Regions from separate parts of the Mus musculus genome. Here regions 1 and 3 are each linked to region 2. A link is a loop called in an ENCODE intact Hi-C map of the cell type or tissue named here. Cell type or tissue: left cerebral cortex. All regions are shown on one strand.

Region 1 (2,500 bases), 61 kb after region 2:
TGGAATGCTCACAAAAAGGGATCTATCATGACTGCCCTCTGAAAGAATCAGATGCAGATATTTGCACCCAACCAATGGACAGAAGCAGCTGACCCCTGTTGTTGAATTAGGGGAGACTGAAAGAAGCTGAGGAGATGGGTGATTACGTTGGAGGACCAGCAGTCTCAGTTAATCTGGACCCCTGAGATCTTTCAAACACTGGACCACCAAACATACAGCATACACCAGCTGATATGAGGCCCCTTACACACATACAGTGGAGGACTTCAGGTCTGTGTTCATTCAGCTAACCCTCAAGAGACTGGAGGCCCCAGGGAGTTTAGAGATCAGGTGGGGTGGGGTGTGGGGGCATCCATGTGGAGACGGGATGGGGTGGGAAGGAGTTATGGGATGTGGAACAATTGGAGGGTGGATGGGGAGGGGCGGGGAATGGAATATAGAGTGTAAAAATGAATTACAAATAAAAACTTTTAAAAATTGACAAATGCATTCATTCTTGGGTTTCTGACAGTTATTTTACACAGTGAAATGATTCCTAAAATATTAAGTGAAGTTGAATTATTTAAAGCCAGGTGCGAGGATCACTTCCAGTTTCTGAATAAAACCTAGATTTTAACAATGGTCATTTAAATTTTGTTCAAGTTTTCTTTGGATTGCATCACATTAGGGAACGGAGTCCCTTCGTTGCTGAAACATCAACATCCCAGAAAGCAAGCTTGTCATCTTCCTATCCTAATTCCTGTTTCTTCTTTAACTTAGTGGCATGGACAAGAGCAATCGGCAACCCTAAGCCTTCAGCCCCAGCTAATTCTTAAAGTCCTAAACCTAGAGGCTTCGGAGTGGCACAGGGGGATGTTGGAAGTGGTGTACTGAACCATCAGAGAAATTAATAACATCTCCCATAGGTAGAGTCTACTTTTATTGAAGCTAGCTGGAGGAAGCTAGCTCTTGCCTGGGGCAGCAAATCAAGAGGCTTAATTCAAGTCCCGACCCTGTGGGCAGGAGGCAGGTGCCGCAGGGACACAGCGTCTGTGGAGGCTGGAGATCAGGATGAATCCCTATTAAAACTTAACAACTGGTGTCCAGGGCATCTGGTGGAAAGTGGGAGGCAGGAAGGAGAAAGGTTCAGGTTCCTTTTGCTGGATCTACTCGGGCATTTAATTTCCTCTAACGTTCGTCGGAACACGGTGTGAAGCTTGGGATCTTAAAGGACTCAGCTCTGCCAAGTGGTTTTAACACTCCTGGTGGGCTTTCATAACTTCTATGCTGCGAAACGCCAAGGCAGAGAGGTGCATCTAATTCCATCCACATTTCTCCAGAGATTGCAAAACACACACGGAACCACCGAGAACGGGAGGGACCGGTGCCAGGCGGGAGCCGACAGACAGGGCTGTGGTGGTGCCTGTTGGCACCGGCAGCCTAGACCTTCCCCCGCGTTGGCACCGAGAGCCCGCGCCTCCGCCTGACAGCCGAGGGTGGGGTGGAGGTCGGACTCCGGGCTACAGAGCTCCTGGCGCTCATCGCCTCTGGCGCTCCAGCCTTTGCTTCGCGGGGCTGACCCTTTGGGTCCCGGTGTGATCCTCCAGCTGCCCCGGGGGCTGGGACAGCAGGGCGGCGGCGCGAGCGTGGGAGGGGGCTCTAGGACTCTGCCGGCCCCGCCCCGCCCCCTCCGCGGGGACCCGGAGCCCAGCATGGACCACACTCGGCGCCGCAGCCATGGCGCTCGCCCGCTGCGTGCTGGCTGTGATTTTAGGGGCACTGTCTGTAGTGGCCCGCGCTGATCCGGTCTCGCGCTCTCCCCTTCACCGCCCGCATCCGTCCCCACCGCGTTCCCAACACGCGCACTACCTTCCCAGCTCGCGGCGGCCACCCAGGACCCCGCGCTTCCCGCTCCCGCTGCGGATCCCCGCTGCCCAGCGCCCGCAGGTCCTCAGCACCGGGCACACGCCCCCGACGATTCCACGCCGCTGCGGGGCAGGAGAGTCGTGGGGCAATGCCACCAACCTCGGCGTCCCGTGTCTACACTGGGACGAGGTGCCGCCCTTCCTGGAGCGGTCGCCCCCGGCCAGTTGGGCTGAGCTGCGAGGGCAGCCGCACAACTTCTGCCGGAGCCCGGATGGCTCGGGCAGACCTTGGTGCTTCTATCGGAATGCCCAGGGCAAAGTAGACTGGGGCTACTGCGATTGTGGTCAAGGTGAGTGGCATCCGGGCAGAGGTGACAGCTAGGGACTGGCACAGAGGCAGCCTGACTCCGGACCGTACCTGTGTACCTGACCTGTGTACCTGGAGACAAGGGGTTGAGAGCTTGCATTGTGGTGTGGTGGTGGGCTTGGAAGCCCGATAACTAGTAAAGTGCATTCATTTGTACAGTAAATGTCAGTCAGGAAAGCATGCATCCTGTGACGATTGTCACGGGGACAGTAGCTGCATAGGGTGCTCAACTCTAGCACCTAGAAGAGGTCTGTCCAGTCAACGTGTGTGTGTGTGTGTGTGTGTGTGT
Region 2 (2,500 bases):
TAGACAAAGGCTGAGCTGAATAGAGCCGATTCACAGAAAACCTTCCAAGTCAGACTGAGGACACAGGAGGAACGCTGCAGTATTAGGTACAAACACGGCATAAGAAAATCTGCAGTTAGTGGTCGCTTTAGCCCCAGAGCAAGCAGGTATTCAAAATATCAGTGCTGCCAGTTAGCGGCATAAACAACAAAATACTCTGCACCACTTCACATGGCCGCCCTCATTTCTTCAGTGAAAACTCTCTTCCAATAATGAAATGCTCATCAGGTTCACCTCCTCCAGAAAAATCTTCTCGACTTCTTGGTCAGAGGACAGAACACTCACTTCCGATAGTTAGAGCATTGTCTGATTCTCTATTTGTAATTCTCATCTCAGAATACGAGTCATTCCTTCAGAAAGTTCTTTGAGGAACCCAAGATTTAGCAATGAGAAATGACAGCGCTCTACCTTAACCACTGAGCCACCTCTCTCTCTAGCCCACCTTCACATTCTCGAGACTGGTGTCGAAGGAAGTTTGTATTATTTTCTTGAGATCCTGGCGAGAAAGACTCATTGGAAATCTAAAATTTACTCACTCAAGCTTTGAGCATTTCCCTCCATTACTTATATTGATTTGTATGGTGTAATGAAAACAGCCTGAGATTTTTAAGTAAAACAACTTGTAGTATGTATTCCCTGCATGAATGGTCTACTAAACGGCAAGCACTCACATCTTCATTCACTAGCTTCAATGAAAGCGAAAGGTTTGAAAAGTAATCTCTAGAGAGAGGAATCTTAGAGAATTCTCTGGTGAGGGCTGGCTAGGGAAAAACGTTAAAATTTGGAAACCTAGTCCTAATGTACTAGTGAACGTAACACCTCCTGTCTCTAATAAATTACCAAGTAAGGATTCAAACGTTTGGTTGAAGGTAGACTGTGTTCTAAGTGCAGAATCTAAAATTTGCTCTAACTTAGGTGGCTTCCAATGAGTCTTTCGACAGGATCTCAAGAAAATAATCAAACTTCCTTCAAAACCAATATCAAGAAAAGATTAAGAACATGCACTGCTCTTCCAAAGGACCTGAGTTCAAGTCCCAAGCACCCACACCAGGAGGCTCACAACTACCTGTAGTTCCAGCTCCAGAAAGATCCAACACCTCTGGCGCTGTGCTCACGTGCACATATATATATACACACAGAGAGACAAACCCCACATAATTTAAAATAAAAACTAATCTTAAAAAAAATAAAGAATCTGAAGCTGACGCGGGAGAAAGGCAAGACATGAAACACTGCTTCAACAGTGACGGTGAAATGTAAGGGCTAAAACTGCCACTTGCTCTTGTAGCAACTACTAGCACTGCACTCATCGACAATTCCCAAGTCTACCCCCACCACTCAAGTCCGTGCCCGCCACGGTGGGGACAGAAAGCCCAAGCCTGGCAGCGGTTGGTTTTCTACGTAATGACTCTGACAGGCACTCGAGTAGACTAGGGAATAAAAGTCCCGGGACAAAGACCTTGACAGATGCTGATGTGAGAGTTCACCAAAAAAAAAAAAAAAAAAAAAAAAAAAAAATTTTTTTTAAAAGAGGCGGCCGCGCACGCGCACTAATGCTCCCTCCCACCCGCCGCACACCTGCTGAGCTAGGAGCTGCCGCCGTAACTTCTGCCGCTCCCGGATCTCCTGCAGGCGGCTATCCATGCCCCAGCTTCGGCTGCTCACCACCCCGACAGACTCCGCGCCCGCCAAAATGCAAATCCACCTGCCAAACCAGGAAACACCGGGTCCCGCCCCGCAGAGATTCTGACCCGGAGACTTTCACGTCCCTCAGGAGGAAGTTTCCGGCGCGCCTGAAACAGGCTATGCCTGAACAGGAAGTCCCGCCTCCAGGACGCCGAAGATATGATGTCACACGACGAGACCCAATGGGGATGTAGTGGTGGTTGAGGGCGAGGAGCCGCTTTTGGCTATCTTCTTAGTGCTTAAAGTCTTTCCTGAAGGGTTAGGCTCGGTTTTTTTGTTTTTTGTTTTTCCTGCTCATAAAAGAAGTTTTTCTTTTTCCCGTTAACCAATTGTCCGCCTGCCAGTCCTGGCTTTTTAATATTTGAGGGATGCTTGTGGGTTTCTTTCACTGCAATACTGACCGGCTTGTGAAGGACTGGATCGCCGCTCAGTAACCTTGGCAAGTTAGCGAGCTTTTGTAAAAGAACAGAGAAAGAGGGTCTTGGGGGGCTGAGGCAGGAGGACCCAGGAGTTTGGAGCCTAGGCTATGTAATGAAACCCTGTCATTCACTCATTTATTTATATAAATAAATAAATAAATAAATAAGAACAGAGAAAGAGGGTCTTGGGGGGCTGAGGCAGGAGGACCCAGGAGTTTGGAGCCTAGGCTATGTAATGAAACCCTGTCATTCACTCATTTATATAAATAAATAAACAAACAAATAAATAAATAAATGCAAGCAAACATAGCGGTAGTTACGTAGTGAAACCCTGTCATTCATAAACACACAAACAG
Region 3 (2,500 bases), 890 kb after region 2:
AGCCCGCTCTCTGGCTCCAAATCAGCAATGGACTTTTAATTTCTCTATACTTTTCTGCTTGTAATTCTTAATGCTGATTATTGAAGTGACAGGACCCAGAATCACCAGGAAAACAAAACTGTGAGTGTGCATAAGGGGTTTGTAGATTGGGCGAGCAGAACTATCCTCACTACAGGCAAGACCCACAATGCCATAGGCTAGAATCCTCCAGTGAGTGAAAGGTAGAAAGCTGAGTAACAGTGGTCCCTGCGCCCTGTTTTGTGACTGCAGATGCAGTGAGACCGACCGCTGCCTTGTATTTCTGCGCCATGTTTGCCCTGGTGGTGCACTGGACCCTCAGACTGTGAGCCAAACTAGACCCTTCCGTCCTTAAGTTGTCATGCATTGTGTTCACAATATTAAAACTGTAGTACACTGCTGTGTATGGATAGGATATTTTCTTTGTCTCTGATTCTCAAAAAATTGTATAAGACCCAAAATACCCGTCTTAAGACTATGGACAGATATAGTTTACATTTTAACTTACCAACTTCTAACATATTTCTTTGAGTTTAAAAAAAAATACGCTTGATACTCTTCTTCTTAACAGAGATTGATGATAAAATATTCACTTTATTTCATTTATTTTAAGGGCTCTTTAATTTATTTGTCAGAATTTATTTAATATTTTCTATTATCTTTCATAATTTAATATGAAATCACTAACATACTTTTCAGTTTATTTCCATTTCAGGATGTTCTTAGTATATTATGAAGTGGAACTTTAATGATATGTCTATTTCTTCTGAATTATTGAATGTCTCTCCGGTCTTTCATTTTGGGATTTTTGCGGAGTTAGTATTTTATGAAGATAGATTTTTATGAAGATGAATTAAGGGTCGTCAAAACTGCCTTCATCTACCCCCTGTGCGGATCGTAGAAAGCAGAATATTAGATTGGAAGCTTCCTTCTGAGTTAGAAGGTCCCGCAGCATCAAAATCCTCTCTGTGTGATCTGAGAATTCTGCGGAAGCATTTTCTGCTTTAAAACCAGCTCCTGTTTCCCTGGGGTTTCCAGCCGCGATTGCAAATGCGGTTCCTGGAGCTACATTGCCCCCATGCGACCGAACAGGAGAACGGCACAAAAAATGAAACCTTTGGTTTTTGTGTTTGTTTGTTTGTTTGTTTGTTTTTAGATATTTTCTTTATTTACATTTCAAATGTTTTTCCCTTTCCTGATTTCCCTTCCGAAAATCCCTATCCCATCCCACTCCCCTTGCTCACCTCCAAACCCACTCCCACTTCCTGGCCCTGGCATTCCCCTACACTGGGGCATTGAGCCTTCACAGGACCAAGGACCTCTCCTCCCATTGATGACCGACTAGGCCATCCTCTGCTACATATGCAGCTGGAGCCATGGGTCCCTCCATGTGTGCTCTTTGGTTGGTGGTTTAGTCCTAGGGAGCTCTGGGGGTACTGGTTGGTTCATAGTGTTGTTCCTCCTATGGGACTGCAAAACCCCTTCAGCCCCTTGGGTCCTTCCTGTAGTTCCTTCATTGGGAACCCTGCAGAGCAATTTTTAAAATATGTATTTTTACATTTCCTTAAATCAGTGTATAATGTATTAGATAGGATATAGTGTACTAGGCAGGACATTTTCAGGTAGCATGTGTTTTTGTGATTCTCTGTCTGCCTCTCTCGAAACAGCCTGTTCTCTCCGTGTAGCAATCCCCGCCACCCCCCTCCCACCCCAACTTTTTAGCTTATTCTCCATCATTCCTGACCAACTCATGTTACCGTTTTGAGGTTTTCTTTCTAGAATTTGGAATTTACCCCCCCCCCCCACACACACACACACATCTGTTTACATATATACAAGTAGACATTAAAGGCTTGGGTGTGAATACGGGAGAGAACATGGGTATTTTTGTCTTTCTGAGTTTGGGTCACGTCGCTCAGCATATTTTCTCTTTGATTTCACACTGGGAAGCTGCCATTCAGTGAGAACCGCGTGCCCACACTGGAAAAGTGAGTCGCAAACACCCCGTGTCATTTACTTTGATTGAGGACATTTGTGGAGAGGTTTACTGTTCGGTGGGTAGAATTTTTCTGTACTAGCTTTAAAATCCTAACTAGGTTTTTTGTTTTTTTTGGGGGGGGTCTTTTTTGTTTGTTTGTTTGTTTGTTTTTGTATTCTTGGGCAGCTCAAGTCTTTCTGAGCACCGATCCAACGCTACAGGCTCCCACTCACTGCATCCTCGGTGTGTGAGTCCACGATACTCTTTGTTTCAGTAAACATTTGCTTTCGTTCAACATGGAATTGGTCAGATTTGGTCATGTACCTATATCTGTACCAATACAATTTTATTGTTCTTCCTCTTTACAAACCATGACCGTATTTTTATCTGGAATCTTACAGCTAGCACGGAATTTGCTTCGGCACAGCAGATTTCCTCCAGTATTACCGATGCTATCAGCCTGCTGAATACAAACTCTCTTTTCTAGGTTCAAAAATCTTCTCT

What was found. Hi-C counts contacts between places; a loop is a spot of excess contacts. Peaks named below come from ENCODE experiments on the same cell type or tissue, not always from the same donor. Only the 100,000 strongest peaks of a DNase experiment are listed, where the experiment ranks them.
Region 1: a loop joins it to region 2, with 3 times the contacts of the local background. A loop is called at or near these places in 6 of 42 quality-filtered maps.
Region 3: it touches region 2 in a loop (2.2-fold over the local background); 3 of 42 quality-filtered maps call a loop at or near these places.

Annotation. Positions count from the first base shown.
Region 1 is chr3:123,445,443-123,447,942 of GRCm38, forward strand. It overlaps Prss12 (protease, serine 12 neurotrypsin (motopsin)), which reads left to right and starts at 1,471. Exons shown (of 11, transcript NM_008939.2): 1 at 1,471-2,194. The coding sequence starts at 1,717. The region is part of intron 1 of Gm35065 (a long non-coding RNA gene); the gene reads right to left. In left cerebral cortex, no CTCF peak of the experiment used is centred here; DNase peaks (open chromatin) are centred at 1,374 and 2,237; H3K4me3 peaks cover 1,613 bases; H3K27ac peaks cover 1,404 bases.
Region 2 is chr3:123,384,145-123,386,644 of GRCm38, forward strand. It overlaps Mettl14 (methyltransferase like 14), which reads right to left and starts at 1,846. Exons shown (of 11, transcript NM_201638.2): 1 at 1,618-1,846. The coding sequence starts at 1,683. In left cerebral cortex, no CTCF peak of the experiment used is centred here; DNase peaks (open chromatin) are centred at 1,438 and 1,862; H3K4me3 peaks cover 1,795 bases; H3K27ac peaks cover 1,202 bases.
Region 3 is chr3:124,274,084-124,276,583 of GRCm38, forward strand. No RefSeq gene overlaps it. Among named protein-coding and RNA genes, the nearest start is that of Tram1l1, 46 kb to the right of the region's middle. In left cerebral cortex, a CTCF peak has its summit at 1,104; a DNase peak (open chromatin) is centred at 1,031; H3K4me3 peaks cover 312 bases.